Regions from separate parts of the Homo sapiens genome. Here region 2 is linked to region 1. The links are chromatin loops, found by intact Hi-C in ENCODE. Cell type or tissue: Panc1. All regions are shown on one strand. Links, peaks and the distances in the headings refer to the core of each region. The heading gives the core; the rest is flanking DNA.

Region 1 (8,000 bases), core at 1-8,000:
CTAGGGAGGTGAAAGATCTCTACAAGAACTACAAACCACTGCTCAAAGAAATCAGAGATGACACAAATAAATGGAAAAACATTCCATGTTCATGGATAGGAAGAATCAATATTGTGAAAATGGCCATACTGCCCAAAGCAATTTACAGATTCGATGCTATTCCTATTAAACTACCACTGACATTTTTCACAGAACTAGAAAAAACTATCTTAAAATTCATATGGAACCAAAAAAGAGCCCAAATAGCCAACACAATCCTCAGCAATAAGAACAAAGCTGGAGGCATCATGCTACCCAACTTCAAGCTACACTACAGGGCTAAAGTAACCAAAACAGCATGGTACTGGTACAAAAACAGACACGCAGACCAATAGAACAGAATAGAGAACCCAGAAATAAGGCCACACATCTACAACTATCTAGTCTTTGACAAACCTTACTAAAACAAGCAATGGGGAAAGGATTCCCTATTCAATAAATGATCCTGGGAGAATTGGCTAGCCATATGCAGAAGATTGAAACTGGACCCCTTCCTTACACCACATACAAAAATTAACTCAAGATGGATTAATGTCTTAAATGTAAAACCCAGAAGTACAAAAACTCTGGAAGACAATATAGGCAATACCATTCAGGACATAGGCACAGGCAAAGATTTCATGATGAAGATCCAAAAGCAATTGCAACAGAAGCAAAAAATGACAAATGGGATCTAATTAAACTAAAGAGCTTCTGCACAGCAAAATAAACTATCAAGAGAGTAAACAGACAACTTACAGAATAAGAGAAAATTTTTACTAACGATACATCTGACAGAGATCTAATATCCACCATCTGTGAGGGACTTAAACAAATTTACACGAAAAAAAATCATTAAAAAATGGGCAAAGGACATGAACAGACACTTTTCTAAAGAAGACATACATGCAGCCAACAATCATATGAAAAAAAAGCTCTGCATCACTGATTATTAGAGAAATGCAAATCAAAACCAAAATGAAAGCCCATCTCACACCAGTCAGAATGGCTATTACTAAAAAGTCAAAAAACAACAGATGCTGGAAAGGTTGCAGAGAAAAAGGAACACTTATACACTGTTAGCAGGAATGTATATTAGTTGAACCATTGTAGAAGACAGTGTGGCAATTCCTCTAAGACCTAAAGACAGAAATATCATTCGGCCCAGCAATCCCATTACTGGGTATACACTCAAAGGAAGAGAAGTTGTTCTATTATAAAGACACATGCACGTGTATGTTCACTGCAGTACTGTTCACAATAGCAAAGACATGGATTCAACCTAAATGCCCATCAGTGATAGACTGGATAAAGAAAATGTGGTACATATATACCATGGAATACTATGCAGCCATAAAAAAGTCCTTTGCAGGAACATGGATGGAGCTGGAGGCCATTATCCTTGGCAAACGAATGCAAAAACAAAAAACCAAATACTGCAAGTTCTCACTTACAAGTGGGATGAGAACACATGGACACACAGAGGGAGCAACAGACACTGGGGTCTTTTGGAGGGTGGGAGGAGGGAGAGGATCAGGAAAAATAACTAGTGGGTAGTAGGCTTAATACCTGGGTGACAAAATAATCTGTACAACAAACCCCCATGACACAGGTTTACCTAGGTAACAAACCTGCACATGTATCCCAAACTTAAAAGTAAAAAAAAAAAAAAGAATACTGAGAATAAAATGAATAATCAAAATGTAGAAAAATATATTTAAATGAAAATGCTTTTAAGAAAAACTAAATGAAATGAATTATTCTAAAATTATATCTAAAAAATAAGTACTTCATTAGCAAAAATAAAGATATTTCGCTTCAAAAAGTCCTTTAAAAAGTGACACTTTTTAAACATTGCAAAAATTGAGAAAACACTGCCATAATCAACTCACATTGTGCCATTTACTATTGGACATATAAGGTGTAGATACACAAAGCAACTAAATAACAAACAAGTCTTTCGATATTAAAGGCCAAAATGAAGCATGTAGACCATAGGAAATCAGCGCAGGAAAGATTAATGTGGCTTACTATAGATGAGAAAAATGTCAGACAAGTTGGGTCTAGAATTGAACCTTCAAGAATAGGTAACACTTTAAAAGGTAAGAATTTACTGTATATTACAACATGAACACTTGGATATACTGTTTTAACTTTAAATCTGTAGAAATACATGGAATTTTTACTATTAAGTATATATATGTGTATATATGTGTATATATATGTATATATATGTATATATGTATAGGTATATATGTATATGTATGTATACATATGTGTATATATGTATATATATATACACGTATATATGTATGTATATATGTATATATATACCTATACATATATATATACACATACACACACACACACACATATATATATATACACACACACACACATCAGTTTATAAAGGCCTGATTTACTGATAAGTTATGAAGAGCAAAACAATCTGTTAAAAATGATGGGTTAGCCTGACCTCAAGAAGAAAGCTAGTCAAGAAATTCAATCCCACATCTCCTAGGAGAGGTACAGTCTAGATGACACTATGAGTTATAATGAGGTAGAAATAAAGCAATTATAATAAAAATTAGTAAACTAAGTTGGGACATCCAGTGACAGGATTCGATGTACTGGGGGTGCAGTTAGACAGACAGGCAAACAGGAAGAGAAAGGAAGTCAAAGAATCTCAGCCAGGCTTCAGCTAATTCCTGTCCCTGACACCCTACCCACCACTGAGAGGAGAGGGGGTAACCAATCTAACAGCGTTCACCTAAGAAGAATGGTTTGTAAACTATACGTGCTTGTTAGCAGAAAAGGGAGCCCTTCTTGAGGACTTAAAAAATGGCTTCTAGGAGAGGAAATAGCAATTGCAAAGAACTGAAAAGGGAAGAAGATGGTATGTTTGTTACAGGCACAAGAATAAGCGAGAAAATGTTCGTTCACAAAGCACCTAACACAGTGACCACAGCAGTCAGCACAAAAAAGACACTCAATAAGTGTTAGTTCCTTTTCTGTCCTTCACTTTGTAAGATGTCAGTGAGACTATGCCATTGTATTTGAGGAAAAAGACAAACGCCAGAGGAAAACAGAGAGTAGCCCAAAGGGAGGAAAGCATGTTCAGGACCAGAATGGACTCACAATGGGAAAATGCGCCAATCTGTTAGTAGTCAGTCTATGTCCTCGGGAGAGAAGAGCATGCAAATTGACAATCATGAATAGCATGCTATAACAGAGGCATGAACTAGATGCCATGAGAACACAGGAAGGGCATTTGACTTATCTGGGGATGGTCAGAGCAGGCTGGTGTTGTCCTGATTCTGAATTTGGCCTTGAGGAACCTCTAAGCAGGACTTTGGGCACTGAGCCAAGACAAGGCCAGTGAACCACCCATGTCCACCTGCACCAATCCCTACTCATCACCTGTTCTCCCCAAAGCACTTTTGTTTCTACCTAAATGTAGTACTTACTTCTGAAAGTCTTGTCTAAATTTGTTTGGGGCTTGTCTGCCCCCTACTATAAGCACCTCGGGAGACTGGGGCTAACTCCTTAACCTCTGTGGATTTTAATTTCCTAGTCTAGTAGCACAATATGGTGCCTCAGGCATTAGCTAAGTGTTAGGTGAAAGAACAACTATGTACCACAGAGTAATCATTTCATGTGCTGGGTAATTTTCTAAGACATTTACACTAACCCAGCTTTTCTGGGTAAGCACATAGAAAAATGGCTCTTTTAAGTCAACCACTCAGTAAGGAGGAACATCCTAGGTTTAAAAGAGGTAAAATCCCTAAATGAAATTCCCTAGAATTTTATTTTTTAATTTTAACTTCTATTTTAGGTTTGGGGGTATATGTGAAGGTTTGCTACATAGGTAAACTCATGTCACAGGGGTTTGTTGTACAGAATTTTAATAAATCCTACGAAACCTAAAGATTAATTGCAATGGGATGATACTTTGGCAGTTTGTGATTTTAAAAACAGATATAAATCCTGACATGCTCATGGGCAAATGCATTATTGGACTTCGAAACACATACTTAGGAAGGCAGATCTGTACTTCCAATATCTAGATCCTTCCAAAGAATCCATGAATCAGAGGAGCCAAAGGCTAAAACCCACAGAATCTGGAAATAGATCAGAGTGGAGGGAAAGAAATGGGAAGCACTATACCTACCCGCATTCTCTCTCTTCTCAAACAGTCTAAGAATCCTAAAAACGTTTTGTGCAGAGAATAGCGACCTCATGTGGAGCCAGTTATGAGGGAAAGAAAACCCCTGCTTTTCAGCTGGCCTACTGTAGACCGCGGAATCACTGCCTGCACTGCCCTCTGGTGGGCAGCTGACCATCCACTTTCACACCAATTTTTTAAGAGGTAACTTCCAGAAAGGCCTTGTTTCTACTCGTTCTTATTTCCTTCCTATTGAATATATCAACACTGTATATCCTCAGCCTTTGTTACATTTAATAGTATGCTTCAAAATGGACCTCAGCATTTTGGGGATTAAAAATTTCCCTAAAGTTTCCCTCCACTAAATTTTTCTCCACTGTTGATTTTTTTCCCAATTTTTAATTTAAAAAAATCTTCAAAGACAACAGAACAGTACAACGAACACCCATATACCCTTCATCTAGACTCACCAACTGTTAACATTTTGTTGCATTTGTTTTCTCCCTCCCCCACTCCTGATAGATGCTTTCTTCCTCTGAACCTCTGGAAATGAGTTGCAGGTATCGTAACACATAATCATAATATCATCAATACAATATATATGTACAATTTATATTCCAATTTTCCCCCCATCTCCCTATAATACCCTCTATAGCTGGATTTGATAAAGCCAGAATCTAATCAAGGATCATGTACTACCTATCTTTATGTAAAGTTATGTTACATCTTTTTAAATCTTTTAATCTAGAATAGTTCATCAGGCTTTGTTTTTCATGACTTCCCCATTTTTAAAGAGCCTACTTTTTTTTTTTTTTTTTTTTTTTGAGATGGAGTCTCACTCTGTCACCCAGGCTGGAGTGCAGTGGTGTAATCTTGGCTCACCAGAACCTCTGCGTCCTGGCTTCCCAGGTTCAAGCAATTCTCCTCCCTCAGCCTCCCAAGTAGCTGGGATTACAGACGTGCACCATGACACGTGGCTAATTTTTTTTGTTGTTGTTGTATTTTTAGTAGAGACAGGGTTTCGCCATGTTGGCCTGGCTGGTCTTGAACTCCTGACCTCAAATGATCCACCTGCCTTGGCCTCCCAAAGTGCTGGGATTACAGGCATGAGCCACCATGCCTGGCCCCAAGCCCACATTTTTTTACATACATTTTCTTGGTGTTTCTATTGATGTCACTCATTGGACCACTGACTAGTAAATGCCTCATATGTGTCAGGCACTAGGCTCGATGCCTGAGGAAAAAGATAAACTGAAGATATATTTTGGATATATAACTTACTGGTAGATGGGATCAGGAAGGAGAGTAATAGATCCAATTACCTTTAAGCAGATAGCTAGATGATGGTGCCACTTACTGATGTCGAGATGACTGGAGAAGAAACAGGTTTGAAGGGAAACCAAGAGTTCTGTTCACAACATGCCCAGAGAGGCCAAGTGAGAACTCAGTGGGTAAAAGAGCTCAGTGGGTGCCATCAGCATGTATGCAGCATTTAAAGCCATGGGACTGGGTTAAACCTACTAGAGAGAGTAGGGAGAGTGACGAGAGCCCAAAAAAGCTAGCCTGAGGAACTCCATTATTTAGAGGCTGGATACGGAGAAGGAACCAGCTGAGAAGATTGGGAGGAATGGCTGGTGAATGAGAAAACCCCAGCACGAGGTGGACTCGTCAAAGCAAAGAAAGATCATCTGGGAAAGGAGAAAGCAGTCACATCAGATGCTGCTGAGAAGTCAAGTCGATAAGGACAGAGCATCTGATGACAGGCGCTTGTGAGTGGCCCTTCTGTGGGCAGTCTCAGGGACAGAGAGGGGGCAAGATCCACAACAGAGATGTCTGAGGTGCAAAACAGGTAGAATCCTGGATAAAGATGGAGGAGTGGACACCTCTGGTCCTCCCAAACATCTTACTAAAACCATAGTAAAGTTTTTTATGTTTGTTTTTAGGCTCAAGCCCCAAGAGCAAAAGGAGGAACAAAGAAGATAAAGGAGAAAAATAAAAACCATTTGAAACTGAAAAGCATGTGTAACAAAGCTGACTCCTAAACTGGCAATGGTAAAGTCAAGAAGCAATCCAATTTACACAATAGAACCTCCAAAAGGCTTGGGAATTTGAAGCCCCTGATACCTCTGTAGTGTCAGAAGAAGATAAAAAGAAGAGAGCACAAAAAGAAGTTAGCACAGCTTCTGAAAAGAAAAAAAAACAAGCTTCAAACTAAAGATCAAGAACAGAGTAACATTAGAAGCTCTCAGCAACAATGCTGGAAGGTGGAAGAGAATGACATAAGGCCTTCAAAACTCTAAAGGAAAATTCATTCCAATCCTTAATTCAGTATTTATTTTATCAATCAAACCTGAGGGTGGCATAGGACATTTTTAGATACTCATGGGCTTAAAAAAAAAATGAACTTCTATGAACCCTTTCTCATGAAGTAATTAAAGGAAGTACTCTACCAAAACGAGGCCATAATCAAGAAACAGGAAGTGATGGGATCCAGGAAAACAGGGAAACTGTCATAGAGAGTATGATATAGGGTAACGGTGAAGGGAAACCCCAGAATGGCGGCTGTAGTGCAGGCCTTGGGAGCATCCAGTCCGGACTAAAGCCATTGCTTCAAGATGAAACCCAGAAGAATACTTAAGGGGTGTGAATGTGTTGAGAGATTTTTACATCTAGGGGAAAGTCAGGGTTCAATTTATTACAAATTTGTAGTAAGAACTAGGGATTGAAAGAAGACAGAAAAGTCATCTCAAGTATTGGCAGAGTCTGAAGAAGCAAAGGGCCCCTAGTTCAAATGGTAGGGAAAGGAGATAAATAAAATATCCAAGAATAGGGAAGGAAAGGGAGCAGTAACTGGAGCACACAGGATTTCCATAGATCAGGCATGCCTCAGCCAGACTCCCTAAAGGCATATATACATGCAAGTAGGTGCCTACGAATCAACACCACTAGGGAAAAGGTTTGTGTATTTGTAGATATGCTGGGGCTTGGGATTTGGCAGGAGTTCAGGTGGAGAATTAGGATACCAAAGAGAAAAGCTACATTGAAATAATACCTGTTAAGATAGAAGATGAGCTAAGCTGGCTCTCTTCTGAAAGTTAAGTGTCATTGTTCAGGCAAAAGCTTACAATTTCAATATAGCTTTAATAGAGGTGACTTGGTATAAAGATGAGTATTTCTAAAATATATATGTGAAATCCAAATAGAATACAATAGGTAATCCATTTAACAGGAAATTCAGTATCTACTAACATTATCTTCTTTTATAATGACAGGCTAATTAATCACTCACTTTTCATCTGAGGGAGGAAAATCAGCCTTCTTGAAAGAAATTTTAGGTTGTATGACAGCTTCAATTCATGTTAAACTTCACCTGAACTTTCAGATTAAATGTATTATTTGTAAAGAGCACCATGAAGTTGCTTCTCCCAATCTAACAGTATTGCAAGCCTGCCTCCTCACTTAGTCCAGTAATCCCAGTAATTGGGTAATGCCGCCCAGAAGGGGGAAGTGAGTCTCAAGAGAGGTCTGCAAGTCTATCCATTTGACCTTCAGGGCTTTACTCTGGGGAAGCTTCAAATCCTCTGTAGAAACAAATGTGAATGTCACCTCCAACCACACACTCTAAACCAGTTATTAATATAATCGCTATGTTTCTCTCTCTCACTTTATATACTTTGGTTTCCTTTTCCAATCCTTAGTCAACTACACCCTATATTGCTCTCTCCCATTCACTGATTACACAAATCAAGGCTAATTAAGAAAGGTGCATTTCCTCACCATGTGGTTCTTGTTTTATTCTACTTTCTGTGATGGGGGT
Region 2 (8,623 bases), core at 356-8,355, 160 kb before region 1:
CATTATTGTTTTGGTAAATTATTTTACCACCTGCAACACTGGCCCCAGCCAATTGTCACCCATGATGGTAAATGGTGTCACTTCCACTACACAATCTTGGTTAAAACAGTTATAAACTTGTTCACATCCAAGGGAAGGGACATGGACCCTATCTTTCAACAGAAGGAATGTTAAACTGCCATATAATTCTTAATATTTAACAAAATTGGAGTAAATTCTGCAGTTAGAGCCAATTCAGGCTTTATGCTTTGCCTCAATTATTAGTCTAGTACATACGTGGTGGTATTTTTCAACAACAAATATAGTGTCCCAAGACCAACCAATTCTCTCATACCAACTGGGTGTTAAACAATTCAATTCAATTCTGACACTAAGTATCCGGAAACAGTGCAGGCCCCACAGCTTAAGGGCTCAGTACTACAAGACTGCCCTCACTTCAGACGCCAGTCACAAGTCCCAGGTCCCCAGGCTACCTACACTTCTGTCTAACCTGGAGACACATTTGGGGGCTCCCATGTCTCCACTTCAGGGTTGGTAATCTGCTAGAACAATTCACAGAACTCAGGAAAGCACTTTAATTACAATGACTGGTTTATTATCAAGGATAAACTCTGGAACAGCCAAATGGAAGAGACTCATGGGGCACAGTATCAGGGGAGTGATGGGGTACACCCCTGCCCAGCATGTGGATGTGTTCATCAACCCAGATGTTCCCTTAGGCTCATAGTGTCAATCAAAACCTCATTACTTAGACATGATTGATCGAATCATTGACCATTGGTGATTGAACTCAACTCCAACGCCTCTCCCCTTCATGGGGGCGGTGAAGTGTAGAGCTGAACATTCTAACCCTCTAATCATGTGATTGATTTTTCTGGTGATCAGCCGCCACCCTGAAGCTATAACCGCTGCTACCCCACCCCTTGAGTCCACTCACTAGCAGACAAAAGACATTCCTACCACTCAGGAAATTCGGAGGTTTTAAGAGCTCTGAGCCAGCAACCAGAGAGAAAGACTAAATATATATCTTATTTATTATATCGCACCATGATGCTCATTATCTGTCTGTGGAGCACAGAGCTGGGTGCTGGAAATCTAAAGAGAACCAAGACACAGTACCCGTTTTTGAAGAGCTCAGAACCTAGGAGGGGAGACAGGAATATAAACAAATTTCTGCAAAATACCGTGAAATAAGCACCTACATGGACTCAAAGGAAGAATGAGTAAGTGCCGAGGAAGCATGTGCTTTTAGAAATTTTTTTCACAAAAGAAGCATATCTTGTTCATACTCCCCTGACTGCTCAGAAGGCTGCTGCAGGAGTGTCAGCATCAGCAGACTGCTCACAAAGTCACTGTGTTCATCCAAGGGGGCCACGTGACCATGGGAGCACATGCATTTCCAAGTCAGGCAGTGGAAAATCTGCTAGGGAGAAATGGAAATACTCAGGCACCTTCTTCATAATACACAACAAAAATGCAGAAAGCCCCTTGACATGCGAGGACAGGCTGGGCTGTGTATTTTACATATGCAGCACTGTGTACACCTGAGCACTGAACTCTAAACCTTGTGAAAGAAAAATAAATTTTGGGGCCCCCAAATCACTAAGCTAAAGGGAAAAGTCAAGCTGGGAACTACTTAGGGCCAACCTGCCTCCCATTCTATTCAAAGTCAACCCTCTGCTCCCTGAGATAAATGCATATCTGATTGCCTCCTTTGGAGAGGCTAATCAGAAACTCAAAGAATGCAACCGTTTGTCTCTCACCTACCTGTGACCTGGAAGCCCCCTCCCCGCTTTGAGTTGTCCCACTTTCACTTTGAGTTGTCCTGCCTTTCTGGACCGAACCAATGTTCATTTTACATATGTTGATTGATGTCTCATATCTCCCTAGAATGTATAAAACCAAACTGTGCTCTGACCACCTTGGGTACATGTCATCAGGACCTCCTGAGGCTGTCAGAGGCATGTGTCCTTAACCTTGGCAAAATAAACTTTCTAAAGTAACTGAGACCTGTCTCAGATTTTCTGGGTTCTCAACCTTCACGGGCCACTCCTAACATTTGCAAACTGGGGAAGGAATACAAAGGAAGGCCACATACCGTGCCTCCAACTTTTGAGGAGTTATAAATCAAGTAAATAAACTGCCAAGTAAAGTATGTTCTTTCTATTTTGACAAATATATCTCAGGACACCGTGGAAGGGCCAGGTTCAAATTTAAAATCTCAGTGCCATGCCTGAATGACCTTCAAGGGCTGGCCTATGCATCATCTCACCCTTGCTTTCAGAGCCCACACATGTGGACAACCCAACATGCATGCCCACACACCTGTAAATGGCCACCATCAGCCACCCCTTAGCCTCAGGGGTACAAGCACCAGCACAGGGGTCAGGGTGGGAGGATGCCTTGGGGAAGGGGCCCACTCAGGGCCCAGAAGTGAGCCCAGGGCTACTGGGATAGGGAATACTGGGTCCCATATACCTGGTGCCTGGCCCAGAAGGGGAGCACACTGGCTCTGAGCGCACACATCCTCTTGACCTTGTGAATTCCTGGCCCCTCTAAAGCTCAGAAATCCTGGGTTCAAGCCATCCTTCCACCTCAGCCTCCTGAGTAGCTGGAGTGCAGGAGTACACCATTGCACCCGGGTGACTTTTTTTTTTTTTTTTTTGAGATGGAGTTTCTCTCTTGTTGCCCAGGCTGGAGTGCAATGGTGCGATCTTGGCTCACTGCAACCTCCGCCTCCCAGTTCAAGCAATTCTCCTGCCTCAGCCTCCCAAGTAGCTGGGATTACAGGCATGTACCACCTCCCCTGGCTAACTTTGTATTTTTAGTAGAGATGGGGTTTCTCCATGTTGGTCAGGCTGGTCTTGAACTCCTGACCTTAGGTGATCTGCCTGCCTCAGCCTCCCAAAGTGCTGGGATTACAGGCATGAGCCACCGTGCCTGGCTGACTTTTTTTTTTTTTTTTTAATAGCAACTTACTGAAAGGCTGTTAATACAGTAATTGTATGAATTAGGACATTCCCCCCAACCCCCACTGAATTTCCTGGGCTCAAACCAACATCATGAGCATCTTTGCTTCCCAGAACTGAATGATATTGGCTAAATAAGAAAAAAAAAAAAAAACACTCAAACCACAAAACTGTGCTTAATGTGTACTTAATGGCAGCAAATAAACCACTAAACAGGGAGGGAAGGAAAAACACTCCGTGAGCAAAAATAAATCTGGCTCCCGCAGAGGGAGGCAGAGCCAAGATCACTGGTTGAAACAGAGTTTTTTTTTTTTTTTCAGGTTACTGAGACATATATTGCAGCAACAGGTCAGAATCAAGCTAAACTGACAAGTAATTTTTAGGAAAAAAGATCTGAAGGAAGCACTGAAATTGAAGAAGAAACTCTAAGCCACACATAAGAATTTGCTAATTCAGCCAAGCTCAGAGACCAAAACCCCTTTCTTTCATGAAGCATGTTCCTGGAATTGCAAGGTGAATTGCTAAATCAGAACTTTCTAGGAGGTAAGATCCTTCCAGTGGCCAAAGGACCACTGTGGTGCCCAAGGTCACACCACAAGTAGGTGACAATGGTGGTAATTTAGGAGATGTTAAACCTACATCTCCTAAATTCCTAGTTACTCTCCTTCCACCTATCAGCACTCACGGGTTGTTAAAAAAAAAAAAATCCATGAGCAAGATTTGATTTACTAGATATAGTTAAAAATAAAAAGTGGAGAAATAATCTCTACCCATAAAAAATATAGCCAAGGGGCTTTCTGTATTTTTGTTGTGTATTATGAAGAAACTGCCTGAGTATTTCCATTTCTCCCTAGCAAATTTTCCACAGCTTGACTTGGAAATGCATGTGCTCCCACAGTCACGTGACCCCCTTGGACGACAAACACAGCGACTTTGTGAGCAGTCTGCCGATGATAACATTCCTGCAGCAGCCTTCTGAACAGTCAGGTCAGAGTCTCAGCCAAGAAAAGAGACCAAAACCCCTTTCTTTCATGAAGCTTTTTCCTGGAAGTGCAAGGTAAATTGCTAAACCAGAACTTTCTAGGAGGTAAGATCTTTCCAGTGGCTAGAGGACTGCTGTGGTGGCTGCTGTTCCATGCCTGCCTGCCACATACACAGGCTGAGAACAGATGAGAGCTCAGGCCACAACAAGTAGCCACAGGCACACACTTCTCTGGCTGTACTTCTTCTAGAACAACCGCCAGTCATGCATCCATTCAGCATGTTTTCCTTGAACATTAAATACTAGGCGTGTGTTAGTGCTGAGGTAGACACAAAGAAAGGTAAGGAATTATCCTGCCCCCAAGGAGGCTGTGGTCTGATGATATATCGCATCAAATGCAGATGAAAGAACACAGGCAAGAGGTGAGGGTCCTGACTTGGTGATTTGGAAGTCACCCAGTGGCTCAGTTTCCCCATTTAGACATTGAGGGTTTCAGGCTGGAGGAGAGGCAATGTTGCTTCTATGCCATTTGCTCTTCTCTTGTCACTGTGGGTGCCACTTAATTTCATATAAGCTTCTGTGCTCAGGTCTCTGAAGAAAGCAGAACAATTCCATAGGGTGGAACTTGAAATTCTAGACACAAACTGTATTTCCATAGGTCTCACTAAGCTTGGGGCAAAATGACCAGTTAGAAATAATTGGGCTTGGCCAGGTACAGTGGCTCATGCCTGTAATCCCAACACTTCGGGAGGCTGAGGTGGGCAGATCACTTTGAGCTCAGGAGTTCAAGACCAGCCTGGGCAACATAGTGAAACCCTGTCTCTACTAAAAATACAAAAATTAGCTGGGTGTGGTGGTGTGTGCCTGTAATCCCAGCTACTTGGGAGGCTGAGGCAGGAGAATCGCTTGAACCCAGGAGGCAGAGGTTGCAGTGAGCCGAGACTGTGCCATTGCACTCCAGCATGGGCAACAAGAGCAAAACTCTGTCTCAAAAAAAAAAAAAAAAGAAAGAAAGAAAGAAAAGAAATCAAAGAAAAGAAAAGAAAAGAAATAGTGGGGCTCTTGCTCTTTTCCACCTCTCAACTTGGGGCATCCTTGCTCCTTTCCAAGGAGTCTCTCAGGTACATCTTGGGACCACAGGTAGATCTCACAAATGCTCATAATCCCCTGGCTGCCCAGGTCCCTGCACCCCCATGCCACGCAGGGGCGCTGCAGCCTTCCCATGGTGTCTGGTATTGCAGGTGTTCCTTCCTCCCGCAGCTACTGAAGCCGCTAAGACATCACTGCCTCCTCTCCCAAAGGTACAATTGCTGCTGCTCCCTGGAGATGCCCCAGTACTCCCACAGCCTTAGAACAGGTGGGGCCCTGACATGACCACTGCCTCTGCCCCCAGTTGTCCACCCATTAAGCTGTTGCGTGTCAACATTCTCTGTGCTGTTTCAAAGGACTTCCCAGGGAAAGTTCTTTTCCCAAAACTTTTTGCCACATTCTGTTATACATGTCCCAGAGCAGCCCTACCTTGTCCTGGGGTTTGGTGAGAGACAGTAGAGTCTGGGCAGAGTGGTGAAGAACTCACGGTCAAGGGCCAGAAGGTCCGGTTTGAATCCTGGTTCCTCTACTTAGAAGCTGTGTGATGTAGGGCAAGTTGCTTCTCCTCTCTGGGCTTCAGTTCCTCTTGCATCAAATGGGAATGACAACATTATTTATTTCAAGGGGGTTGTGACAATCCATTGAGTCATCACATATCAAATGTTTGGAGCAGCATTTGGTGCACACTAAATGCTTGATATGTCCTTGTATTTGTACTTTTAAAGATGGTGAATTCTCAAAGAGCCAGCAAGAGCTTGTGTTTATTTCTGTTTGTAGCTCTAGCTCATAGCACCTGCTTTGCACAGGACAGGTGCCCATTTGGTGAACAAATGAGTTAATGAATAAATGAGTAAAACAAACATGAGCCCAGAAGACTGGATAGAGGAAGGCCATCAACCCGGAAAACAACCACAATGCCACCACCGGAAAGGCTCAAGGGCCTCAGAGGATTCTGGGAGAGTGACAGAGGAGGCAATGGGAAGAACAGAGCTCCACCCAGTTCATCCCTACACCCATGGTAAACTCCCAGTAACACACCCAGTAGTGGAGCCAACATGGATAAGAGAAATTTGGCTACACTGTGAATGGTTCCCATCCTCAGAGCAGCCCTGCCCTCAAAGGGTGGGAAGATGTTGTCTTCCTGGGGAGACGGAAAGTTAGGAAGGGTGGGCATGGAGGCCTTAGGAAGAGATAGCCTTGATCATCTGAAACTTTGAGTTCCTTGTATAGTCAGTTGTATATAAGTTTCACTTTATTTCTGTGCTTTTTGTGAGAATACAGACTGAAAAAATGGTTTTATCCACTCACATTAGGACAATTGAAATTTTCAGACTTCACTTGCATGCATGGCAGGGTTTCACTGTCCATATAGTTCTTGCCCCCACCTCTTAAAAGCATGCCCAAAGCTAAGACACTATAGATCTGGGTGACAACATGCAGCTCCAAGCCTCTCTCGACAAGACCACTGCCCCCTCCCTTTTGTCTCCCCGTCTTACTTTTCTCTTCCACCACATCTACCAGCCACAGTTTTATTTTTTTGTATGTCCCTGCCTCTCCTGCAAGGAGTTAAGGGACTGGGTCACAGTCCTAGAACTGCTGACCTATATCTGTGCTATGAAGAGCAGCAGCTCATGGCTCAGGCCCTCAGGAAAAGTGACAGCAGTGATCTTGTGTGTTAACGTCACTGCCTTCCACATTCATAGCTTCACATACTGCATCATTCATTGAAAAATTAAAATTCATCATCTTTCCCCAGAATGAGGCTAACAGACTTTAATTGTAAGAATCAGGAAAAGCTGTGACATTTTAATTATAACAGTTTTTAATTAAAGGAGTATTACCTCATTTGATCTGTTAAAGAAAAATTATTCATGATACTTGTCAAAGATGGCAAGGTAGGCTTTATGCAAGGGGTCCATGGTGATTGGCATCAGGTCTTGTAGTGAGGGAAAAAGACTGGACTCAACTCTGGCTCCAAAAAGGATAAGTAGGGATTTATTACAAGGAGCAGGGTGGAGGTCAATAGATGGAAAATTACTATGAGGAATTGTCAGGGATAAGGTGTTTCTGGCTAAATTGACTTGACAGTTTATTGCTGAAGGCAAGGGTGGTCAGATACCAGAGTAGGGGTCTTGGTTAATTTGGCTTAGCAGGATTCTTGCTCAAACTGGATTCTGGCCGGGCATGGTGGCTCATGCTTGTAATCCCAGCATTTTGGGAGGCTGAGGAGAAGGGCGATCATGAGGTCAGGAGTTCAAGACCAGCCTGGCCAACACAGTGAAACCCCATCTCTACTAAAAATACAAAAATTAGCTGAGTGTGGTGGCAGGTGTCTGTAATCCCAGCTACTCAGGAGGCTGAGGCAGAAGAATTGCTTGAACCTAGGAGGCAGAGGTTGCAGTAAGCTGAGATCGCACCACTGCACTCCAGCCTGGGTGACAGAGCTAGACTCCGTCTCAAAAAAAAAAAAAAAAAAAAAAACTGGATTCTATTATACAAGGACAGAGAGGGAAGCCCAAAGTCTGGCCTAGTCAAGCAAAGGGCTTGCAGAAGCTTGACTGACGTTTTGATGGAAGAGTCTTTGTCAGATCCAGTGCTATAAAATAGCATTTGAAATTTTCTTTCCCAGTAATGCCAGGGTTGGAAAGTGGTTGCATAAAGTCTTGAATGTCCAGGGAAGCGTTTGATGTCAAAATCAAACACTAACTTTTTGTGTTACCTTCTAGTTACCTCCAGTTGTTTTGCTTTGTTTTCTCTTATTAATGGCTTGTACCAAATAAAACATTCTCTTCTGCTTTGTCCCAGCAGAACTAGATAAGCTCACTACATTAACTTCAAAGTTGATTCTATTCTCTCTGTACCCAGGATTTCTCAGTATCAAAGTCCTAAGCATCCAACTATAGACTCAACAGAAAATATTCTTGAAGCATTTCAAGCTCTATATGGAGATAGATACATAAGCTCTTTCCTTTCCAGAATAGCTGTACCATGCTGGAATGATCTGATTTGTAAAACAGAAAATGTTTAACATAATTTTTAATCTCAAATCAACCCATGTTAAATTGCTTAAAAAATTGAAACTACAGGAAAATATGTAGAAAAAATTTTAATTCACCCACAATTCTACTGACCAGAGGCAGCCATAATACAATTTTTTTTTTTAAGAGTCAGGGTTTCATTCTGTCACTCAAACCACAATTCAGTGGCACCATCATGGCTCACTGCAGCCTTGAATTCCTGGGCTCAAGTGATCCTCCTGCCTTAGCCTCTTGAGTAGCTGGGACTACAGGAACACACCACTAAGCACAGCTAATTTTTTAATTTTAATTTTGTAGAGATGGAGGTCTTGCTATGTTGCTCAGGCTGGTCTTGAACTCCTAGCCTCAAACCATCCTCCCACTTCAGTCTCCCAGAGTTTTGGGATTACAGGCATGAGCCATCATGCCCAGCTACATAATATGGTTTTCTTTTTCTTTTTTTTTTTAGACGGAGTCTCACTCTGTCACCAGGCTGGAGTGCAGTGGTGCGATCTTGGCTCACTACAACCTCTGACTCCCTGGTTCAAGTGAATCTCCTGCCTCAG

What was found. Peaks named below come from ENCODE experiments on the same cell type or tissue, not always from the same donor. Only the 100,000 strongest peaks of a DNase experiment are listed, where the experiment ranks them.
Region 2: a loop joins it to region 1, with 2.0 times the contacts of the local background. A loop is called at or near these places in 7 of 110 quality-filtered maps.

Annotation. Positions count from the first base shown.
Region 1 is chr6:109,701,683-109,709,682 of GRCh38, reverse strand. All of the region lies in intron 1 of FIG4 (FIG4 phosphoinositide 5-phosphatase), which reads right to left. Among named protein-coding and RNA genes, the nearest start is that of FIG4, 14 kb to the right of the region's middle. In Panc1, for the core only: a CTCF peak has its summit at 4,307 (motif pointing left); a DNase peak (open chromatin) is centred at 4,292.
Region 2 is chr6:109,862,705-109,871,327 of GRCh38, reverse strand. No RefSeq gene overlaps it. Among named protein-coding and RNA genes, the nearest start is that of GPR6, 110 kb to the left of the region's middle. In Panc1, for the core only: a CTCF peak has its summit at 5,128; no DNase peak of the experiment used is centred there; H3K27me3 peaks cover 320 bases.